Linked DNA regions of Homo sapiens: region 1 is linked to region 2. Evidence: read pairs that join two places in POLR2A ChIA-PET (ENCODE). Cell type or tissue: GM12878. All regions are shown on one strand. Links, peaks and the distances in the headings refer to the core of each region. The heading gives the core; the rest is flanking DNA. Region 1 overlaps TXK (TXK tyrosine kinase). Region 2 has its middle 30 kb from the start of NIPAL1.

Region 1 (12,593 bases), core at 2,100-10,099, 59 kb after region 2:
TGGGATTACAGGCATGAGCCACCACGCCCGGCCAAAAGCTCCCACATTTAAACAGTACTATAGTCACACATTACAATGTACCGAACCTTAAAGAAAAAAATGGTATAGAGATGAAACTATGCCACAGCACATGACATGAAAAGAAGAAAAACTTTTCAGTTTGTATGTAAAAAATGAGCTTAATATCAATAATCAACAGCACCGCCAGAACTGTGCACAAAAGAGAAAACTACTGACCAGTCTTATCAATGTAAAAATTCTAAATAAAATGTTAAGAAATAAATCCCATGGCACAAACGAATGATATACCATGACCAAGAAGAATTGCATGATGAATGTAAGAATAATTCAGTATTTGGGATTTTATTAACATAATTTATCATATTATTAGGTTTGTGCAAAAGTAATTGTGTTTTTTTCTATTAAAACCACAGTTACTTTTGCACCAACATATATAGCAGCGCTAAGGAGAAAAACCACACGAACATCCCTAGAGATGTTGAAAAGCCATTTGACAAATTTCAACTTCTAGTATCAATTTTTAAAAATTCTCAATAAAATAGGAATGCGTGTGTACTTCCTTAACACAATAGCACTTACTCACTTTAGTCTCAAATCCAGCATCGTGCTATATGTGGAAATCATTCCAAATAAAATCTGAAAAAGGGCCGGACGCAGTGGCTCATGCCTGTAATCCCAGCACTTTGGGAGACCGAGGCAGGCAGATCACTTGAGGCCAGGAGTTCGAGACCAACCTGGCCAACATAGCAAAACTCTGCCTCTACTGAAAATGCCTGTAATCCCAGCTTCTTGGGTGACTGAGGCACGAGAATTGCTTGAACCCGGGAGGCAGAGGCTGCAGTGAGCTGAGATTGCGCCACTGCCCTCCAGTTTGGGCAACAGAGCAAGACTGTCAAAAAACAAACATACAAACAAAAAAAAAATGGGAAAAAAGAAATAATGCCCACTAACTATCATCACTGGCATTTCATACTGTTCTGGAGACACTAGCCAATTCAACTAAGTGAGAGGCAAAAATTAAAAGTACTATATTAAAATTATAAAAGAGGAGCTGAAATCATCACTGTTGGCTGCTGATTGTATACTGGAAGCCCAAGAGAATCAACTGAAAACCTACTACATAAAACATGAGAATTCACCAAAATTATCAGTTACAAAATTAATTCACAGAAATAAAAAGCTTCATAAGTAAAAACAAGATACACTCATTTATGACACCAACACAAAAGATGAAATACTTTAAGATAAACTTAAAAATAAATGTGCAAAAGTTGTACAAAGAAAACTCTAAAATGCTCCTGAAGAATACAAAAATGTTTGCTTTTCTCATTAGGTGTTTAATATACCTATGGTTATTTTTCCAAGAGCCATGAATTTAATTTTAATTTTTTTCTATATGAATATCAATATATGGGTTCTAGAACAAATGGATCCCCAAACCTCATTGATTTGTAATGCCTGAAAATTTTTTTCCCAAATTAATCTGTACATTTAATGCAACCAACCAACAGGAAGATTTTTTAAAATGAGACAAGGTGATTCTGAAGCTTATATGGACAAAAAATATATATTAATACATTCAGAATATTTCTGAAAAAGAATAATGAGGGAGGCTAGCCACACTAGAGACAGCCTCTGTACTTAAAACAGTGTAGTAGTCCTCTATGAGGACTGATCAGTAAAACCAAGTAGAAAGCCCAGATATAGTCCAAAATAGGGATTTTGTTTATTATGACAGTGGTATCTCAAATCAGTGCAGAAAGGTGGATGTTTGGTAACCATCCAGAAAACAATAAAGTCAGATCCATATCTCACTCCTTACATCAGGAAAAATTACAAATGGATCAAAGATAAAAATGCGTAAAATAGGCCGGGCGCGGTGGCTCACGCCTGTAATCCCAGCACTTTGGGAGGCCGAGGCGGGCGGATCACGAGGTCAGGAGATCGAGACCACGGTGAAACCCCGTCTCTACTAAAAATACAAAAAATTAGCCGGGCGCAGTGGCGGGCGCCTGTAGTCCCAGCTACTCGGGAGGCTGAGGCAGGAGAATGGCGTGAACCCGGAAGGCGGAGCTTGCAGTGAGCGGAGATCGCGCCACAGCACTCCCGCCTGGGCGACAGAAAGAGACTCCATCTCAAAAAAAAAAAAAAAAAAAAAAAATGCATAAAATAAAACCACTAAAGCGATCAAGAAACATGAGAATTTTAATAGTCTTCAGGCCAAAAGGCCATAAGACAATAGAAAAACTGCAGGAAATAATGCCACATGTCACAAAGGGCTGATTTCCTTAATATAGCTTCATAGGTCCTACAAATTCTGAGAAAAACATCAAAAACCCAATAGAAAACTATGCAAAGGATATGAACAGAGTTCACAGAAAAGGAAATACAGACATATAAAATTTAGCATATAAAAAATGCTTAGCATTCCCAGAATACAGGAAATGCAAATTAAATCCACACTGAGATGAGGTGTCAGAGAGCAAAGATCCAGATGTTTTCTATAAAGTGCTGTCTGAAAAGGTTATGGGAAAACAGACTCGCTTACATTTCTGGTAGGCATATAAATTGATACAACTCCTACTGAGGACATTTCAATACCTGTTAAAATTAGAAATGTATATTTCATTTGACCCAGAATTTGCACCTTTGAGGATTTATCCTACAAACCCATATAAATGGGAAAAGATATGTGTATAGGTTATGGATGGTAGCATTGTTTCAACAGCAAAAGAAATGTATACTATTTAATTTTCATAATGAAGAATTGGTTTTAAAAATTGTGATATACTCAAACTAAAGAACACTATGCAGGTATAAAATGAAGGAGGACATGTTTTGTGTACTGATGTGGAAAGATTCTAAATATATATCCTTATGTAAAAAAATATATATATAAAAATGTATATAGTATGCTATCGTTTGTGTAAAAGTAACAACAAGAAAATATATTTGAACTTACTTGTGTATGTATTAAATATCTTGGAAAGGACACAAAATAAACTAATAGTAGTTTTTCTGTGGGTAGGGAAATTGGTGGCTTGCAGACAAGATGGAAGAAAACTTTCCAAAATCTTTCGATTTTGAACCACGTGAACATACTCACTATTGAAATATGAAATAAATAAAAATTATAGGATATTGCCATGAATTGTTTGTGCAATAAATTTGAAAATAAATTTAAAATAGGCAATTCTCTAGGTAAATATAAATTATCAAACATTTCAAAAAGAAAAGGAAATTCAATCAGTAGTCATGTATCTACCTGTTTGCAAAAGCAGCATATCTGGACTGTTACAAGACAGTTATAGTAGCTAACCAACCAATATAAACTATTCCAGAGATTGGAAAGACAGACAAAGCCCCATCCCTTAACTCATTTTATGATGTTAATGTAACCTTTATACTAAAACCAAAGAGAACAGAAAATTATAAGCCAGGGTCCCTTTTGAACACAACAGGATAAATGCTGAATAAAATATAAGGAAACCCAAACCAGAATATGTATTTTAAATGCCTTATGACAAGTAGGATTTAATCCAGGTGTATTTTTAAAATAAAAATTAGAAAATATATAAATTAGAAAAACATTTTTAAGATACATAGAAAAAATATGTATATTTTAAATATCCCATGCTTTATATACACATACACACTCATTTCTGATAAAGACCCAGATGTGGAAAGCAAATCCTTAATACATTTAAAAGAGGATAGAAATCCATTAACTACTTCAAGAGGAAGAAAAATTTCTTATACTAAGAAAAAAAAAAAGCACAGATAATAAAGGAAAATTTGAGAAATGTGACCACATTAACCTTTTTAAATTCTATGCAAGAAAACAATATAAAGTTCTCCTAAAAGCCAGAAACCAGAATATATTTACAACATATAACTGACAGAAAAGATCGGTATTCAAAATATTACTTTTTTTATTTTTTATTTTTTTAATTTATTTTTTTGAGATGGAGTCTCGCTCTGTCACCCAGGCTGGAGTGCAGTGGCATGATCTTGGCTCACTGCAATCTCCACCTCCCAGGTTCAAGCGATTCTCCTGCCTCAGCCTCCTGAGTAGCTGGGATTAGAGGCGCCCGCCACCATGCCTGGCTAATTTTTGTATTTTCAGGAGAGACGGGGTTTCATCATGTTGGCCAGTCTGGTCTCAAACTCCTGACCTCAAGTGATCCACCCGCCTCGGCCTCCCGAAGTGCTGGGATTACAGGCTTAAGCCACCACCCCCAGCTGTATTTTTTAAATATAGACTTACAAGTTTAAAAGGCAAGCACTATAGAAAAATGGACAAAAAATATTGACAGGCATGTCACTGAAGAGTAAGCTCAACTGGCCTACAGACACTTCAAAAGTAACTCAGTTGCACTGGTAATCAAGAAAATGTTTGAGAAGGTATACAATTTCTCACCCAATGAATTGAAAAAAAACTGTGAAACTACTTGCCACCTGCTGGCAAGAATGTTGGAAACCAGTTTATCTCATTCACCACAAGAGCGTAAATTAGTATAACCGTTTTGAATCATGTTTTGAAAATATCTAATAATGTTAAATCTGCACATACCCTGTGACCACATAATTCCATCTCGCCCTTGTGTACAAGATGACATTTATAAGAAAATTCATTGCAGCACTGTTTGTAACAGTAACAAATCAGAAACATTTTGAATGTTTATCCACATTGAATACAATTTTATATAGTCATATGAAATATGCTAATACACAGTTAAAGGAATGTATTTGATCTATAGTATATGTACCCATAACGGTACTTTGAAAACATAATGTTTAACTAAAAAATCAACATACATATGATCTCCTTTCTGTCAAATGGTAAAATAAATAAAATAATGTTATAGGTTGTTTATGTGCCTGCATATATGATCAAAATACAAACACATGGACAAAACAGGAACATACCCTTCTACCGCGATTGCCTCTAGGGAATGAGAGAGGACCAAAAAGATGAAGGGGGTGGGCTTCAACTGTATCTGTAATGTTTTATTTATTTTTAAAATGTCATGGCCAAGTTTTAATATTTGCCATATCTGGGTTGCGGGCCTGTGCGTATAATTCCCTGTTCAAGTCTCTGAAAAGAGATAAGACCCTTGCCTTGTCTGGCTTCTTGTCAGATGCAGAAGCTCTTATACTGAATCTGCACAGCCCAGTGATTTGGGCCATATTACCTGTGACCAGTGTGATAACTGTGGACCTCCTCTGGGACTTTCCTTCTCTCGTTCTGCCCACCTGTCATAAAATTTTTTTTCTCCGTGTTGGACCTATTAATGTCACCTTACAAAAGGCCATTTGCTGTGACCATACCAGGAAAATAGCATATTTTCTGCCACACTCAGTTTCCTCCAAGCAAGTGAGGCCTGTCCAACCTCCATCCGTGGTCACCTGAGGATGGGCCTGTGTCCCTCATTCTCTGCCTATAGCCCCTGCTATGAAGTAGGTCTTCATTGTACCCTGAGCCATTACTGGCATTGAGTTTTGAGTTACAGAACTGATTATTTCTCATTCGCATTTCTAGATTTCCTCAATATCCAACAGCAGAGCAAAATGACACACATACTCTTACCTAGTTTCTAGTTCTGACTCTACTTTTACCCACAGTTAATGTTTACTGACAGTTGGAAATTTAAACTATAGGCAGCTTTGTGTTGGTTTGACCTAAATGAGCAGTTTTGATCTCAGTTTCATATTTTGGCTATTCTACTCTTTCCTTTGTTTCCAAAGAACAAAGAAACTGCAGCAGCATGTATTTTTCTTTGTTTGTGTTTTTAATGAGTCTAACCTAAGTTCCTGAGGATCAAGTTTATACTTGACTGCCTTTGATGCAAAGGTTATAATGAGCAACTCAAATACAGGACTCCAGACTGGGCGTGGTGGCTCACACCTGTAATCTCAGCACTTTGGGAGGCCAAGCCGGGCTGATCACTTGAGCTCAGTAGTTCAAGACCAGTTGGGCAGCATGGCAAAACCCTGTCTCTATAAAAAATACAAAGAAACTAGCCAGGCATGGTGGCATACCTGTAGTCCCAGCTACTCAGAGGGCTGAGGTGGGAGGATAGCTTTAAGCCCAGGAGGTCAAGACTTCAGTCAGCTGTGATCGAGCCACTGCACTTCAGCCTGGGTGACAGAGCGAGAGCATGTCTCAAAATATATATATATATATTATATATTATATTATATATAATATATATTTTATATATATAATATATAATATAATATATAATATATATAATATATAATATAATATATAATATATATAATATATAATATAATATATAATATATATAATATATAATATAATATATAATATATATAATATATAATATTATATATAATATATATAATATATAATATTATATATAATATATATAATATATAATATTATATATAATATATATAATATATAATATTATATATTATATATATAATATATAATATTATATATTATATATATAATATATAATATTATATATTATATATATTTTATATATATAATATATAATATATATATATAATATATATATTATATATATATATAGAGAGAGAGAGAGAGAGAGAGTCCATTGGCAGAATGCACCTTGGAGTGAATGCAGGAGTCTGCCTATGTTGGAGCTGAAAGCCTTTCAGGAGAAACGTATTTCTGAAATTATAATGAAAGTTGATGGAAAACATGATCTAATACAAATATATCTGATTTACAACTTCACATAAAATATATAGTTGGGATGTAATGATATTTTAGAACTAGAAAAGACAAGAAATAATATACTTTTTTAGTTGGTTAAAGTCTTTATAAGTACTTCTCAGAGATTTTGAAAATGTCCACAAATACATTGAATTACCTCTTGTCTCAATAGATGTTCTGCCTGATTTCTGGTAATGTTTCTATGGTACCACCTGTAAAAGCAATAAAAATGATTTTTAAATTTTATATTCAATTTTTTTAAGAAAAAAGTGCTTCATTTTCTTCATTTTTAAGAACTTACTTCAGAACTGAGCTTAGAAAGTTGAGTGTTTTTTTAAATTCAGATAAACAATAATATACTATTGTGGGTTAATTAAGTTTAAAATAATTTTATTTTCAAATCAATATCTAGTTTATTCTATCATATCTCAATTCAGCTTCCAATATACACTTAGTATATCATTATGAATGATTTAACTTCTTATAAATTTCCATGAAAGGTATGTGGTAAATCATCTTGAACAAACACTGAGTTTTGGCAGACAAACTGAAAAAATACTCATTTCTGTCTTTCCTCTCAGAAACTTCCTATTTACATGTTTTTATAGGTGCTTTGTTACCCCTTCCAAAAATTAAAGCCCATTCTTACTTTTCTGACACTCCTAAGTATATTACGTCATAGTATAGTCAGTAGTTAGTAGATGTTCTCACTTACAAGTGGGAGATAACAGGGGGAACACATAGCCATAGAGATGGAAATAATGGACACTGGGAACTCCCAAAGCAGGGAGGATGGAAGTGGGGGTGAGAGTTGGAAAATGACTTATTGGATAAAATGTTCACTATTTGGGTGATGGGTACACCAGAAACCCAATACCCACCATTACACAATATACTGTTGATAAAAAAAAACTTGCATGTGTACCCTCTAGATCTAATATAAAATTTTTAAAAAATCAAAAAACAGAATACATGGAACAACCAATACATGAACTTGCCTCTAACACCCTCTCCCGCCTCATCTCTCTCCTGAGTCTCCCCTCACTCACTAAGCTTCAGTCTCATTGGAATTATTTCCTTCCTCAGATTCACCAACCCCTTTTCTGCCCCCAATCATGCTGTTTTTCTCTGCATGAAACATGTAGTTAAATGACTTTAGAATATCAGAAGTACACACAGTAAACATAATTAACTAATACTGTAAGCTAAACATACAGTTTGATATGGTAATACCTAGTCAGTAAGCAAATGTTGTACAGGAAGGAGAAAGAAAAAATGGTAGAACAAAAGAGAGAGAAAGGAAAACTGAAAGGCTTTCATTTCAAAACAAGACTTTAAAAAAATTTTAATGCTTCATGAATTTGTGTGTCATCCTTGCACAGGGAACATGCTAATCTTCTCTGTATTGTTCCAATTTTTAGTATATGTGCTGCCGAAGCAAGCACTCAAAAACAAGATTTTTAAGAAGGTTTTAAACTTAATCTAATATTGCCAGATAGAAGTATGTGACAAATTCAAGATCTTTTAAAATAATTCAGAATTCTATCAGGCAGGAAAGAGATTGAACGAATGGAACTTAGAGGAGGCAAGAGCACAGTATTTCAGAATTTCATCTATTTAAATCAGATTATAAAAGTTAGAAGGGTTTTTTTTTTTTAATATGTAAGTAAAACTGTAACTCTTAGACAACTCTTAGACCTAGACAACATTGATTACAACTAAGACCAAATGATGTGTATGAAGGAGTTAGGGACAGGAATCCTATGAACATTTTTTTTTAAATCCAGCACGTCCAGCTATGGGTGAGTAGAAACATCCTGTATGTTATGTGAACACCTCTGGTCTCATGTCCCAATCTTAGATTTCTATAAGTAAACAGTATTGTGTTCTTGAATTTTTGATCTAGAAACCCCATTAGATCTGAGAATGTAAATCTGCTTCTCTTAGTAAATGACTTTCTAACTGTGAGAAGATTAAGGATTCCGTGTACAGATAATGAGATAAATGAAACTCATGCTTCTGTAAAGTTCAGGAATAATCAATATGTTTGGTATTTAAAATATCTATTATTTTAAGAGAATCTGGCATATTAGATATTTGCCTCTGATTTAAAAGGCATAATTAATTTTAAACTTGTTATCCGAAGTTGAAGATAATTTGACTTGTTTTTAAAATGATATTTGTACAGTTAAAAGAACTTGATTTCCCACATTTATAAGTTTAGTTTATTAGATTTCCAGGATCATTTAAAGACTTGCATAGGGCTTATTACAATTGTAAATTTGCCCTGTCAGGCATGTGAAGTACTTTGGAAGAAAACTGAATTTATTCAGTTTATTAATGCAAATTAAAAGTTTCCAAAAATTTAATTAACTGAGCTTATAAATAGGACTGATTGTTTAAGGATATCTAGTATGTTGAGTTTGAATTAAGCTGATTGTTCTTACTTCTTTAGATTTATATATAGTATACCAAATTTTATAAGTTGAATTTGAGGACTTTCTGAAAACTAGGTTTTTCCATTGTAATATTGATAATTCGGATATTCATTTAAAGTAGCCATAAATCTTTCTATGCACAAAGGTTCCTCTGAAATATCAGAACTCCACATTGACACAGCATTCCTTCCACCATACCCCACCCTCCCCCCAAAACACACACTACCTGCTACCACCTTTAGACCTCAAGTCACTTCCTCAGAGCCAACCCAACATCCCCCATCTGAATTACATCCCCTGCCCTGTTTTCTTCCACAGCGTCCAATACTGTTCCTTCAAAACACTACAGTTTATTTTATTTTTTTTCTTCAACTTTTATTTTAAGTTCCGGGGTACATGTACAGGATATTCAGGTTTGTTACATAGGTAGATGTGTGCCACAGTGGTTTGCTGCACAGATCAACTCATCGCCTAGGATTAAGCCCAGCATCCATTAGCTCTTCTTCCTGATGCTCTCCCTCCCCTTGCCGCCCTCGCCCCAACCCCCGCCCCAGGCTCCAGTGTATCATAACACTACGATTTAAAATTGTACATTTATGGGCCGGGCGCGGTGGCTCACGCCTGTAATCCCAGCACTTTGGGAGGTAGAGGCGGGCGGATCACGGGGTTAGGAGATTGAGACCATCCTGGCTAACACCGTGAAACTCTGTCTCTACTTAAAAAAAAAAAAAAAAAAAAAAAAAACCGGGCGTGGTGGCGGGCGCCTGTAGTCCCAGCTACTCAGGAGGCTGAGGCAGGAGAATGGCGTGAACCCAGGAGGCAGAGCTTGCAGTGAGCCGAGATCACGACACTGCACTCCAGCCTGGGTGACAGAGCGAGACTCTGTCTCAAAAATAAATAAATAAATAAATAAAATTGTACATTTATTTGTGGACTTAGGGTTGTTTAATGTCTGTTTTTCCCCAAGAACTGTAAGTTCCATAACTGTATATTTCAGGTTGTTATATCTGGTACATCGTAAGTGTACAATAAATACAGATGGAACAAATAAGGTGATTTGAGGACTGAAGTAACGAAGGAGTGTTGAATGCCTGTAAATACCAGGCATGGTAGCCCAAACTGTAAATGTTTTTCCTGTTAGTTTCATAGTTCATGAAATAATAATAATCACTAGAATGTATTGAACATGTATTATGTAACAGATAGAATAGATACTATTTTCTCTGCTTTTCAGATCATTCAGAAGTTTAGAGACATTAGGTAACTCTGCCCAGAACCAAAGCACTAGTCAGTGCTGATGCCAGGATTTGGACCCAGGTTGTTCCCATTTCTATACACATGCTCTAGTACTTCAACCTAGGGCAGTAACTTTCGTACAGTCATTAGAACAGTGCTTGGCACATAGTGATCAATAAATTTCAGTGATCAATAATGATAGCTATTTTATCTACATATTAATAAAGCTGTTTTTAAAAACAGCAATAAAATGAAAAATGAGTTTTCTCATAATTGGAGTCATTTTAAAAAGGATGATTTTTTAAAAAAACACATATATAAATCAAGGCCCAAGGAAATGAGGTAGCAGTTGTAGCCCCAGAGTAGTTTAATTCAGATGATCCAACATCCACAGTATAAACAGGCTGTTATAGCCAGAGCCTAGGCCTTGTCTAAACAGGGTAATCAATGAGCAAATTAATGAATAATGAAAGGGTGGAAAGTAACATTCCTAGGTAGTGAGTGTCCATTCACTAACCACCAGGCACTGTGTTAGCTACTTTCACAAATGTCTCCTTTAATCGCTTGTAAAATCCAAATTATATGAAAAAAAGTCTCATTTTTCTAATTTTTCTGAGCAAGAGATTTTCATATAATATCTGTAAATACATACAAAATCTCTGACCTGGCTTTGCAAGAGGCCTGTTTTTGTTGGTCAGCTTCAGCTCAGGATAGCAGTGAGACCTCATGAGGACATGCTCTTGAGTAGATAGCTGTGGAACTGCTTTTTTTTTTTTTCTGTCCTTTTTTTATAGAGATAGGGTCTCACCATGTTGCCCAGGATGGTCTTGAACTCCTGAGCTCAAGCAATTCTCCCACCTCAGTCTCCCAAAGTGCTACGGTTACAGGCATGAACCACCATGCCTGGCCTCTTTTGTTTTCAATTTTTAAAAATTGCCATGCTAATCTTCTCTGTATCATTCCAATTTTAGTATATGCTCTGCCGAAGTGAGCACTTTGGAACTGTTTTCTAAGGAAGGTGGGTTCAGTCACCTGAGAACTTTGATTTACTGGAGATTAGAATCTCGGGAAGGGCTAAATGGCTCCAATAGAGACAGGAGGCCAAGTGAAGGTGGGAAAAGAGAGAAGAGATCCTATGATGGAGCTGAGGAGAGTGACTGGAGAGAGAACAGAAATAGCTACTGGAGAAATCTCATAGAGTAATGTAGATGAGTCATGTGTCCTGAAGTCATCTCCTTCTCTCCTCCAATAAAGTCTACATTATCCACCAAAGCTTTTGAATTCGAATTTGTTTTAGGAGAGATGTACTGAGTTAGGCCTCCAGGTGGGCTTTATTAGTAGCAAGACCAACCAAGGAGGTTCTCTCATTCAATTGTATTTGCTGCCTGGTTCTCAGAGAAGCACTTGTCTTAATGCCTCAATGCATATTACCTACTGCCACCTGGTGGAAGCATATGCTAATTTTAAGATAAGTGCCCAAGTGGGATGAAGGTAGGGGGAGATGCTCAAACTGAAAATCTAAATTTATAAAAAACATATGACTAGTCTCAGGCCGTTCTCTACCTGTAATCTATCAGTCTTCTCATCTGCAAAATGAGGGGCTAAAAAAGTGATTGCTAAGATTTCCTCCATCTTCCAAATCTGTAATTGTAACAAAAATAGATTTCAGGCGGAACTCTAGTGAACATGCCAAACAGTTCTTCCAAACTACAGCATTAGCCTAGTTCTTATCGTCAGCTATTTCTAAAACATATAAAAACATAAGCCAAAATATAGTACTTTATCTATATGGTTAAGTTTACCACTCATTGAAAATTTAATGTCATTTTTTAAAGTAAATTTTCCAGTTAAGATATATAGTAAAATAAGTGCCAGATGAGTGTTTGGGTTCAGGCTGTCACTGTTAAAACAGAAAAAGTGGCTATACAAAACAGAACAAAAATAAGTATAAGGAAAAGAAGTTTCTGAATCAACCATGATAAGGATCAAACGTCTCTTTATTATTAACGCTGTCAAATGTGTTACTTTTTTTTCCTTCTACAGACCCAAAACAGTATCTATACTTACAAGCTGCCAAAATGTCCCTGATTTTCATAGGTTATATTTTGGAGAAGACTTACTCATATATTTCTAAATTAGTTATTTTGTTTTCAGTCACATAGTTGCTTGGGATTAAGCCTTCATTCCTA
Region 2 (12,593 bases), core at 75-8,074:
CCTCAATTGTTTTAAATTCATAAAAATTCAAAAAATTATCTAGGGGCTGGGTGCAGTGCCTCAAGCCTATAATCCCAGCACTTTGGGAGGCCAAGGTGGGAGGATAGCTAGAGGCCAGGAGTTTGAGCAAGGCTGGGCCATAAAACTAGACCTCGTCTCTATAAAAATTTTTAAAAACATTAGCCAAGTGTGGTAGCATGTCCCTGTAGTTCCAACTACTTAGGAAACAGAAGTAGGAGATTCCCTCAAGTCCAGGAATTGTAGGCTGCAGTGAGCTATAATCATGCCACTGCACTCCAGCCTGGGCAAGATCCTGTCTTTAAAAAATCAAGCAGAAGAGGCTGGGCCCAGAGGCTCACACCTATAATCCCAGCACTTTGGGAGGATGAGGCGGGCGGATCACCTGAGGTCAGGAGCTCAGGTGAGTTTCGTCCAGCCTGGAGGTTTCATCATGGCCAAGATGACAAAACCCTGTCTCTACTAAAAATACAAAAATTAGCCGGGTGTGGTGGCACGTGCCTGTAATCCCAGCTACTTGGGATGCTGAGGCAGGAGAATTGCTTGAACCCGGGAAGCGGTGGTTGCGGTGAGCCGAAATTGTGCCATTGTACTCCAGCCTGGGCAACAAGAGTGAAACTCCATTCTCCAAAAAACAAAAGAAACCAAAAAAAAGAGAGAGAGAGAGAGAGAGAAAACCTCTACATTACCTCTAGAATGGGTACTGGGTAATGACATATGGCTCCTCCCTGAGTTAATTGTGCCTCGCAAACATTCAGAAAATAAACTCAAGCACGCCCCATAGCTCAAGGCCAATAACACAGATTGTTTCAGGAATGGGCAAAATAGCCTTCTAACTGCCCAATGGGTTCAACCTTGCCCCACTGACTAGACAGAGTCAATTTATCAAGACAGGGAAATTGCAGTGGAGACAGTTATTCATGCAGAGCTGGCTAGTGCAGAGACAGGAGTTTCATTATTACTCAAATCAGTCTCCCCAAGTATTCGGGGATCAGAGTTTTTAAGGAAAATTTGGTGGGTGGGGGGCCAGTGAGTCAGGAGTGTTGGTTGGCTGGGTTGGCAATGAAATCATAAGGAGTAGAAGCTGTCTTGAGCCAAGTCAGTTCCTGGGTGGGGGCCACAAGATGCGATGAGCCAGTTTATCCACCTGGGTGGTGCCAGCTGATCCATAAGGTGCAGGTTCTACAAAATATCTCAAGTACTGATCTTAGGTTTTATAATAGTGATGTTATCCCCAGGAGCAATTTGGGAAGGGTCAGAATTTTGTAGCATCCAGCTACATGACTCGTAAACCATAATTTATAATTTTGTGGTGAATTCATTAGTCCTACAAAGGCAGTCTATTCCACAGGCAAGAAGGAATTTGTTTTGGGAAAGGGCTGTTAACGTTTTTGTTTCAAAGTTAAACTATAAACTAAGTTCCTCCCAAAGTCAGTTCAGCCTACGCCCAGGAATGAACAAGGACAGCTTGGAGGTTGGAAGCAAGATGGAGTCAGTTAAGTCAGACATCTTTCACTGCAACAATCCTCTTAGCTATATTCTGCAATGGCGGTTTCAGCCCTTCAGCTCAAAAGGCCTCTTTGTCGCTTAATTTGCTTTTGCCTTTGTGTTCACGCTAATGTTTCATCGTATTACCAAGAGTTTTCAATAAAATGTATTTCAATAAAAGAAATATCTCCTCTCCTTGACCATGGAACTGTAAAGCTGGGTTAGAATGGGCAAGACTTGGAAGAAAAAGAAAACAAATTTTTATGGGAAGAATGAAATGAGGCTTTGTTTACCATTGTTAGCTTGCTAGAACTTAATTCCTTCTGAGTAATCTCGCATGCACATTTTTAAAAGGCAAGGCTTTCTATCAGTTTTGAGACTCCACTTTCAGGATCTCAGGGCATGAATTTAAATAACGCAGTGATTTGGTCTTTTCAGCCAATACTGAAACAGACTGGATCAAGTTTATCTGGACAAAAAGGACCACCATCAGTGCCATGTTGATTTCTCACTGTGAGAATCAAACTGGTTTAGAATCAGACAGACCTAAGGAATTCAATGCAATTCAGGTTACACAAAACAGTTTCACTTCTTACGGGGAGATCTGCTGATTGAAGATTAACCTGCAGCAAAAAAGGAAAAGTGAAAAGCTTGGAGGAACTAGTCAAACTAGAGAAAGTGTTACTCTTTGTTTTGCTGTTCAGCGTGGGATAGCAGGGGCTGGAGAAAGGAGATACCTGCAATGTAAACATGTGATCTACTTTCACAATATCTAAACAATTCACAGTCCAACAGAGTGAAGAATAAACACTGCCATCAAACACATGTATGTGTCTGGTGTCTCTGAAAGGTGACTTCATCATCATGAATGAGAATATAAAGGGCGAGAGGCAAAATATGTAGCTAAGCAGAAACATGCTCAATTTCATTACCAAACAGACCAGATATCACTGCCTTTAGTCAGAAATATACTCACCTGATTGTCATTTCTCTAATCAACCAGCAGACTCCACACAATAAAAAATCCCCTTTTGAAATACTTGAATCTCTGGCTCTTTGCTAAGGTTTCATGGAATTCTGCATATAGCACAGCCTCCTGATGAGATACATAGTGTAGAATTCCACCAGTTTCTCAGCACCTCTAGTATTTTGTTCCAGAGTCCTGGTACTATTGAAATCAAGTAAGGAGAAGCCACAAGCTCCCTGATGGGTTTCTGGCTCTCTGTTACATAGCGTTGTATTCCCTGTGCTCTACTTAGCTTTGATCCATAGCTATTCTGGTGGCTGACACAACTGCTTTTAACCCTTGTCCATCAGTGAACTAGCAGGGAAACTAGCTAAAACATGTGAAGTTAACCAGCGATAGCCTGTTGAAAAGCTGTTAGTCATCAGCATTGAGGGGAATCTTTCTCCCTGTGATCCACTTTTTAATAAACCTCACAAGAAGCCTCAACCCAGAGTAAACATTTGTACATAAAGTATTTTATCTAATCTAATGTTTTTGGCCCTGGCTATACATTTACCTTCACCTGCAGAGGGTTTTAAAATCTACTTTAAAATTACCTATTCCTGTTGGGGCGGTGGCTCATGCCTATAATCTCAGCACTTTGGGAGATCTACTCAGGCAGATCACCTGAGGTCAGGAGTTCGAGACCAGCCTGGCCAACATGGCGAAACCCTGTCTCTACTAAAAATACAAAAATTAGCCGGGCATAGTGGCAGGCGCCTTTAATCCCAGCTACTTGGGAGGCTGAGGCAGGAGAATCACTTGAACCCGGGAGGCAGAGGTTGCAGTGAGCCAAGATTGCACCACTGCACTCCAGCCTGGGTGACAGAGTGAGACTCTGTCTCAAGCAAACAAACAAATTAATTAATTAACTTACCTATTCCTTAGGTCTGTCTGATTCATGCCTGGGCCCCACCTCAGACCAATTAAATAGAACATCTGAGGGTAGGATCAAGATAACAATATTTGTTAAAATCTCCCCAGATGATTTGAATATGCAACTAGGGTTGAAAACCACAGATCTAATCTAAGACCTCGCCTATTAGAAGTCACATCCCAATTTCAGAGTTCCTTTCAAAAAAAGTGCTGAAATAATGATATACACATTCTGTGGTTGTGGTTGTTCTCAATTTCTTAGATTTTGACCATCTCTGAAATAAGGTACATAATCTGCTCCCACCCTCCCCCAACAATGATAGTTATACTTTCTTGAAAAACATAGCGAATTCAACAATGTTATTAATAACATACCTAAGATATTTACATGAAAATTGACATAGAATATCTTTACGTTAGTCAGCTTGAGCTGCCATTAACACAATACCATAAACTAGGTAGCTTAAACAACAGAAATTTCCCACAGCACTGGGGGCTAGAAGTCCAAGATTAGGCACCTGCAAGTTTCCGTTCTGGTGAGGCTCTCTTCTTGGCTTGCAGATAGCCGCCTTATTGCTGTGGGGGAGCTGGGAAGGAGACTAGAGCAAGCTCTCTGGCATCTTTTTTTTTTTTTTTTTTTGAGACGGAGTCTCACTCTGTCGCCAGGCCAGAGTGCAGTGGCGTGATCTCAGCTCACTGCAACCTCCACCTCCTGGGTTCAAGCAATTCTCCTGCCTCAGCCTCCTGAGTAGCTGGGACTACAGGCTTGCGCCATCACACCCAGCTAATTTTTGTACATTTAGTAGAGATGGGGTTTCACCACGTTGGCTAGGTTGGTCTCAGTCTCTTGACCTCATGATCCACCCACCTCGGCCTCCCAAAGTACTGGGATTACAGGTGTGAGACACTGTGCACAGCCTCTGACATCTCTTCTTATCAGGGCACTAATCCCATCAAGAAGTTTCCACCCTCAGGACCTCATCTGATCCTAATCACCTCCCAAAGGCCCCATCTTAAATACCATCGAATTAGAGCTTAGGATCTCAATATAATGGATTTGGTTGGGTGAAACAAGGGACACATTCAGTCCATAACATTTTTACTGCAAGCAATTCAACTAATTCAAATAAATAAGTACATATTAGCTAAGACTTATCAAGTACTGAGACTGTTCTAAGTATCTCATACACACAATCTTATTTAATTCTAACAACTCTGTGAAATATGGGTTATCATGCCCATTTTACAGAAGAGGAGGCACAAGTTGGTGAAGAGCTTAGGAAGCTAGGAAGCAGCAAAGCTGCATTTGAGTGCTGTCCTTGGCATCCACAATAGCCATTCCTATTAGAGTCATCAGTATAATTAAGGGCTTGATAAAGATTTCTAAGTGGAATTGGATAGCCCACTAGCTGCCATCAGAAGAGTCAGCAGAAATGCAACATTTAGGAATAAGACTTAAGTCCTATTTCTTAAGACTTAAATAAAGCACTCTGATTTCTGGGGTGCTTGGTTTTAAAACCACCAATGCCTTGTCTCATATAACAAGTCTGGAAGTGGGCAACTCAGAATCAGTGCAGCATCTGAAGATCACTAGGAGGGACCAGGCTTCTATTTTTCTACTTCATAGGTGGAGCTGCCAGATTTAGCAAATAAAAACACAGGTTAGGACATCCAGTTAAACCTGAATTTCAGATAAAGAATGGAAAAAATTTAGTATAAGCATGTCCCATAAAATATTTGTAACATAGTTATGGTAATAAAGAGTCTGACTTTGTTTTCCATATTTGCTGACAACTTGCAAGCCCCAGCACACCCCTGCCCCTTCTTCCCTACACCTGGACAAGACGATAAGAAAGTCAAAGTAATTCCCTTCCTCCGTGCCAGCTGGAAGTTCAAACCACACCGGCCTCAGCCCTTTCATAAAACCCCAAGGCAGCCTGCCCTCCCCACTTGCTCAACCTATTTTCAGACCTGCTTGGGAGCCTGCCCTGTGCTCCTCAGAAAGCCTCATTATTTGAGTCATAAACCTTTTCATATCCTCTTGGGGTATGGCATCAATAATCCCAATCTTTGAACCAAATTTGGGGTAAGGGGTTCATCCATTTCTGGGGTTGATGACAATATAGAGGGTGACCACAACACATACACTAAAAAATGATTCATTATTTATCTGAAATTCAAATTTACCAGTTGTCTCATATTTTATTTGGCAACCCTGTCTCCAGGACTTCATCTTCATGCCCGTTTCCTCAGAGTCACAGATGGGTGCTCTACTTCCAGGTCCCAAAGCCATATTCCAAGCAGGAAGACACAAAAAATTTTTTCCTTCTATTAAGACCTGGGCTTTGTATTTGGGAAAGGAAGTCCTCCCCAGGCACTTCTAGCTATATCTCACTACATGGAACTTTCTCATGTGGTATGCTTGCTATGAGAGGGCCCTCAAAATTGAGTATTTTAGCCTTCCAAAACATGAAGAATAGAGAGTTGTAGGTGACTTTTGGAATATAAACCCAGTGTCCACTGGGAAGCTGTCTGTTGCCATATATTATGGGTATAATCCTTTTGAAAGTCTTCTATTTACCCGCAAGCTAGTTTTCCTCTTCCTGAAATCCTGTTAGTTAAGGGAGTTGGGGGACAAATGCCACCCTGGGAAGAATGATATGGTCCAAGGACCAGCACCTGTGTCATTATCTGAGAGCTTGTTATAAATTCAAAATCTAAAGCTCCACCACAGACCTCCTGAATCAGAATCTACATTTTAACCAGGTCCCCAGGTGACTGTATGTATTAGTGCATTAAAGTTTGAGAAGAACTGGCTTAGAAGGACCCTAGTTTTCACATTTGCCATTGGAATAGCCCAAGGACCCTTTAAAAATACCAATGACTTCCCTAGATATTTTGATTCAATTGGCCTGGGGTGCAGCCTGGGCATCAGGATTTTTTAAAGCTCCCACAAGATTTTAATAGGCAGGGACGTTTAATAACAACTGCCCTAGAACAGCGACGCTCAACCCTGGCTGCCCATTGGAATCACTTGGGGTGCTTGGTTTTAAAACTACCAATGCCTGGGTCCCCCAAGAGCAGTTAAATCAGAACTGGGGAGATGAAGGAGGATGAGAAGGTAAGACACGGGCAATGGTATTTTTGAAAAGCTGTCAGATCATTCTAGTGTGTGAAAACCACACCAGGAAGAGGAAGTGAAACACTCACATTCTCCAGCCCAGTGGTTTGCGGGCAGAAGAGGGAGAGTGATATTAGAGGGGTTAAAGATACTGCAGGGGCAGGAGGGCCAGGTAGAGGGTACTGGCAAGGGCAGGGAGGCTTGCATTCTGCCTTGTGTTCAGATTCCTGGAGGGAATTGCCCCACGAACTGTCTGGAAAGCAGCCATGGACAAACTCTGCAGCACAGCATGATTAAGCAGGGGAGTGAGGGTAGAGGCAGGAGTGCAAAATTGTAAAGTTTTAGCTTTTTGAGCTATTCTCAGTCCCTGTGTGGTATGGACAGGACCCAGAAGCTCCCACATGTGCTCAAGATGGTCCTCTGGAAGCAGCTGAGTTGAATCATTTCCCAAAGAAATGACATGGCACTCACCCTTCAAGAGCAAGGTGACCTGCAGCCCAGGCTGAGGGGCCAATGAAGACTGTGGCAGAGTCTAAACTTACACCATAAGCCTGCAGTGCCAGCAAGAGCTGGGGTGAGGTCAAATCAGCCAGGGAGAACTCCTGTGCCCTAGCCAAGTCAGGAAAGACCAGTCCACACCAGTCACCAGCTCCACCTGCAAAAGCTAGCTGGATAAGCAGCAACTAGGATGATAAGAAATGTTGTGGAGATCAGAGGTGCCAAGAGACACTGCTCCAATACAAACAGCCCTTCCCCTTCACTTCACCGCTGTGAGGTCACCTTGCCAGGGCTGAGAGTCACAGTCTGCATTGGAAGGGCTACTAATTGCTAGCTGTTAGCATCCACTCCAGTGGGTCTGTGTCTGTGTCAAATCAGTTAATTATGTTGAATGTCACTCCTAGATAAAGTTCCCCCTTTCCCTGCTCTACTCAGATGCTGTGTTGGGCAGAAACAGAAAAGGAGAAGCAAGACCTGAGAGCCTATCCATTTTACTGAATGAGAATATTTTCATCATTGCACTAAGCTAAAGTTATAGGGTTAAAATCAATCAAGTTTCGCCAGCCCTACCCAGCCAGTAGGGACACATGAGGAAATCTACAGAAGTTACAGGCAAAATAAAAGAGCTACAGCTTGTCTGTACATCTAACAGTAGTGTGAGGAAACTTCCATTCCTGCTGTAGACGTAAGGATAATCTGCTTCTTCTATGAAGTATTCTTCTTCTTCTTCTTCTTCTTCTTATTATTATTATTTGAGATGGAGTCTCGCTCTTTCACCCAGGCTGGAGTGAAGTGGCATGATCTAGGCTCACTGCAGCCCCCGCCCCTCAGGTTCAAGTGATTCTCCTGCCTCAGCCTCCTGAGTAGCTGGGATTGCAGGCGCCTGCCACCACGCCTGGTTAATTTTTGTATTTTTAGTAGTGATGGGGTTTCACCACGTTGGCCAGGCTGGTCTTGAACTCCTGACCTCAGGTGATCCACCCGCCTTGGCCTCCCAAAGTGCTAGGATTGCAGGTATGAGCCACCGCGCCCAGCCCAAAGTATTTATCTGTTTATAAAATATGGATTTGTATTTCTCCATAGATGTATTCAGGTGTCTTTTTTTTCTATCAATCTGATATTAGTCCCTAACATAGTGTATTTTTCTTTGTCTATTTAAACAGAGAAAGGGAGATACAGAAAGTTGTGTGTAAACCCAAATTGTTCTGAAAAAAGTAAGATCTATACCAAAAAGAAGAAGGACAATGACCAGCTGAGGTTGTCACGTGGAACTAGATGAAAAAACAGCCCATTGCTCTATAGAAATGCAATGGGTTGGCCCAGAATCCCGAGAGGAGGCTGCCTACCAGATTGGATCTCACATCTCTGGAAAATGAAGCTTCTGGGTGATCCCACTACTTTTATTTAACTGGGTCATGCCATTAATACTTACTTAGCTCAGCTCTATGCCAGGCCCTGTCCTAGGACCTAGAGATGCAACAGTGAATGCAACAGACAAAAATACCTGCCCTCACAAATGTTACAGTTGAAAGAGAGTGGGGATAAAAGACAGACAGTAGACCAAAGAAATAGGTAAAAAAAAAATGTGTATGATTTGTTATATAATGTTAAGAGCTATAGAGAACAATGATACAGAGAAGGGAGACAGGGAATGCCCACGTGGGGTTGCGATTTTAATCGGAGGTGGTCAGAGAAAGCTTCAAGGAGAGGGCGACAGTTGAGCAACGACCTGGAGGAGATGGGGAAGTGAGACATGTATCCAGAAACATTGCCAGCAAAGGGAACAGCAGCAGGTGCAAAGGCCCTGAGATGAAAGGGACTGGCTGGCATGTGCAGCGGGCAGCAGGAAGGCCAGGGGCCGCATGGATGAATGGGAGAGTAGCAGGAGGTGAGCTCAGTGAGGTTGTAGATCCAGGTACAGAGAGGAAGCCGAGCACATTGCTCCAATCCAAGCAGATTCTTCAACTTCATCTTCAGCTTTCCCAGACAGCTCCATGAGGTGGAAGCCACCAAATCCACCACTGCTTGCACTCAAGGAAGGTACCTGCATAGGATTGTCAGCTTTTTCTTAAGATTTTCATATATTGTTAAGGCTGTCTAATTTTGAGAAAATTTGCCCCCAGATCACTTCAAAATGTTAAAGTACTAGAGAAAACAGAACCTGGCCAACCGGCACTAAATATTGACAACATTCTCCCAACTTACTCATCATGTTTGAGCTAATTTGCATTAGAAAAACAAAGGTCATAGCTGAAGCATTCCAGTTTGTTACTAGAGAAGATGGTGGGGCCAGGTGCAGTGGGTCACACCTGCAATTCCCACACATTGGGAGGCCAAGGCAGGCAGATCACTTGAGGCCAGGAGTTCGAGACCAGCCTGGCCAACACAGTGAAACCCCCGTCTCTACCAAAAAATACAAAAGTTAGCTGGGTGTGGTGGCACACGCCTATAATCCCAGCTACTCTGGAGGCTGAGGTAGGAGAATCACTTGAACCCAGGAGGCAGAGGTTGCCAAGATCACACCACTGCACTCCAGCCTGGGCAACAGAGTGAGACCTTGTCTGAAAAAAAAAAAAGAAAGAAAGAAAGAAAAAGAAAAGAAAAGAAAAAAAAATAAAGAAGAAAAGAAAAGATAAGATAAGATGATGGACTGCATGGAAAATGGCCAGAAAGCAAGAGGGGAATTGGGAAAAGACGAGCATTTGGTATTTGTTGATTATCATTCCAGCATTTATCACTCCCCTTTCCAGACCCTCTGAATGGCTCTCATTTTCTATTTTCAAGGTAAATGGATTTCAGCTGTGGCTCTTGAGGAAACATGTGCCCAAGTCCAAACCAGTCAAAGCATTCCATATCCCTAGCTACAGAGATTTGTTCCTGGAGGGCGTGTGGATCTGATCCAGTCAGAGAGAACCTCAGGACTCTGGTGGAAATGCTGGGATAGAGACGTTCTCTCCCTCTGGATAGTATAGTATGTCAAGTTAAGGTATGTGACCACAACATCCACTTTTCATCTGGGAGGGGTGGAAGAGGAGGCAGCCTGAGACATGAGAAATGGAGCTGGAAGGATGATAACAGGGTGAATGTCTGTACCCCTGGACTTCACAGTCACAGGGTCTAATGATACCCCTTTTAGCCTTAGAACTGTTAACATTTTGAGCTGGATAATTCTTTGTTGTGGGGGTATGTGCTCTTTGTAGGATGTTTAGCAACATCACTGGTCTCTACTCACTAGATGCCAGTAGCACACCCTGCCTGGTAGTAATAACCAAAAATGCCAGTTCAAATTGGATTTTGTTTTGTCTTGTTTTGAAAGTGGCATGGAGCTACCCTGCCTCCAGAGAGGTATGATTCACCCACTTTGTCTCCCTTCAACTAGCTGGGGTGTGGCTCCAGAGGAAAAGAGAGGCTCAAGTGCCCATCTGAAGATGAACCCCAGGCCAATTGGAGGGGGTGGTTGGAGACAGCTTCTCTCTCTCTGCTGCCAAACATGGGGGCAGTTGAGGCTCTTCACTCATCACGTCTTGGATCCCACCATAGAGGGTTCAAGGCCAGTAGTAAAGGGGACATGCAAACCAGAACCAAGCACCAGTCCCGACAATATGTGGGGTGAAAAAGGCTTGGCTGGATATGCACATCAGGGAATCAGCTTGCTGGACTGGCCAAAATTAAATCCTCATGGGTCGCTTTGTAGCCAACAGTAAGTGGCTGATTGGTTGTGTGTGGCCCAGCATATATCCCTCCAGATTCAGAAATCCTACTGGATACAGAAGAGTTTTGAATCTTTTTTTATGCTACAGATCTCTTTAGAAGTCTAGGGAAGGCTTTATACTCCTTCTTGGAATAATTTTTCTGTTTTTTTTCCTTTTTTTGAGACAGGTTATTGCTCTGTTGCCCCAGCTGGAGTGCTATGGCACAAACAGTTCACTGCAGCCTTGACCTTCTGGGCACAAGTGATCCTCCTATCTCAGCCTCCTGAATAGCTGGGACTACAGACGTGTACCACCATGCCTAGCTGGAATAATGTTTTTTTTTTATTATTATACTTTAAGTTTTAGGGTACATGTGTACATTGTGCAGGTTAGTTACATATGTATACATGTGCCATGCTGGTGCGCTGTACCCACTAACGTGTCATCTAGCATTAGGTATATCTCCCAATGCTATCTCTCCCCCCTCCCCCGACCCCACCACAATCCCCAGAGTGTGATATTCCCCTTCCTGTGTCCATGTGATCTCATTGTTCAATTCCCACCTATGAGTGAGAATATGCGGTGTTTGGTTTTTTGTTCTTGCGATAGTTTACTGAGAATGATGGTTTCCAATCTCATCCATGTCCCTACAAAGGACATGAACTCATCATTTTTTATGGCTGCATAGTATTCCATGGTGTATATGTGCCACATTTTCTTAATCCAGTCTATCATTGTTGGACATTTGGGTTGGTTCCAAGTCTTTGCTATTGTGAATAATGCCGCAATAAACATACGTGTGCATGTGTCTTTATAGCAGCATGATTTATAGTCATTTGGGTATATACCCAGTAATGGGATGGCTGGGTCAAATGGTATTTCTAGTTCTAGATCCCTGAGGAATCGCCACACTGACTTCCACAATGGTTGAACTAGTTTACAGTCCCACCAACAGTGTAAAAGTGTTCCTATTTCTCCACATCCTCTCCAGCACCTGTTGTTTCCTGACTTTTTAATGATTGCCATTCTAACTGGTGTGAGATGATATCTCATAGTGGTTTTGATTTGCATTTCTCTGATGGCCAGTGATGATGAGCATTTCTTCATGTGTCTGTTGGCTGCATAAATGTCTTCTTTTGAGAAGTGTCTGTTCATGTCCTTTGCCCACTTTTTGATGGGGTTGTTTGTTTTTTTCTTGTAAATTTGTTTGAGTTCATTGTAGATTCTGGATATTAGCCCTTTGTCAGATGAGTAGGTTGAGAAAATTTTCTCCCATGTTGTAGGTTGCCCGTTCACTCTGATGGTAGTTTCTTTTGCTGTGCAGAAGCTCTTTAGTTTAATTAGATCCCATTTGTCAATTTTGGCTTTTGTTGCCATTGCTTTTGGTGTTTTGGACATGAAGTCCTTGCCCACGCCTATGTCCTGAATGGTAATGCCTAGGTTTTCTTCTAGGGTTTTTATGGTTTTAGGTCTAACGTTTAAATCTTTAATCCATCTTGAATTGATTTTTGTATAAGGTGTAAGGAAGGGATCCAGTTTCAGCTTTCTACATATGGCTAGCCAGTTTTCCCAGCACCATTTATTAAATAGGGAATCCTTTCCCCATTGCTTGTTTTTCTCAGGTTTGTCAAAGATCAGATAGTTGTAGATATGTGGCATTATTTCTGAGGGCTCTGTTCTGTTCCATTGATCTATATCTCTGTTTTGGTACCAGTACCATGCTGTTTTGGTTACTGTAGCCTTGTAGTATAGTTTGAAGTCAGGTAGTGTGATGCCTCCAGCTTTGTTCTTTTGGCTTAGGATTGACTTGGCGATGCGGGCTCTTTTTTGGTTCCATATGAACTTTAAAGTAGTTTTTTCCAATTCTGTGAAGAAAGTCATTGGTAGCTTGATG

What was found. ChIA-PET counts read pairs that join two places held together with the same protein. Peaks named below come from ENCODE experiments on the same cell type or tissue, not always from the same donor. Only the 100,000 strongest peaks of a DNase experiment are listed, where the experiment ranks them.
Region 1: POLR2A ChIA-PET joins it to region 2 with 6 read pairs; 1 of 35 experiments calls an interaction of 5 or more read pairs at or near these places.

The regions. Positions count from the first base shown.
Region 1 is chr4:48,098,014-48,110,606 of GRCh38, forward strand. It overlaps TXK (TXK tyrosine kinase), which reads right to left. Exons shown (of 15, transcript NM_003328.3): 5 at 12,525-12,590; 6 at 6,888-6,942. It also overlaps the pseudogene RNU6-838P and the pseudogene LOC124900886. Among named protein-coding and RNA genes, the nearest start is that of TXK, 30 kb to the right of the region's middle. In GM12878, for the core only: no CTCF peak of the experiment used is centred there; a DNase peak (open chromatin) is centred at 5,659.
Region 2 is chr4:48,040,922-48,053,514 of GRCh38, forward strand. No RefSeq gene overlaps it. Among named protein-coding and RNA genes, the nearest start is that of NIPAL1, 30 kb to the left of the region's middle. RefSeq lists an enhancer at 6,712-6,911. In GM12878, for the core only: no CTCF peak of the experiment used is centred there; a DNase peak (open chromatin) is centred at 6,580; H3K4me3 peaks cover 1,573 bases; H3K27ac peaks cover 6,144 bases.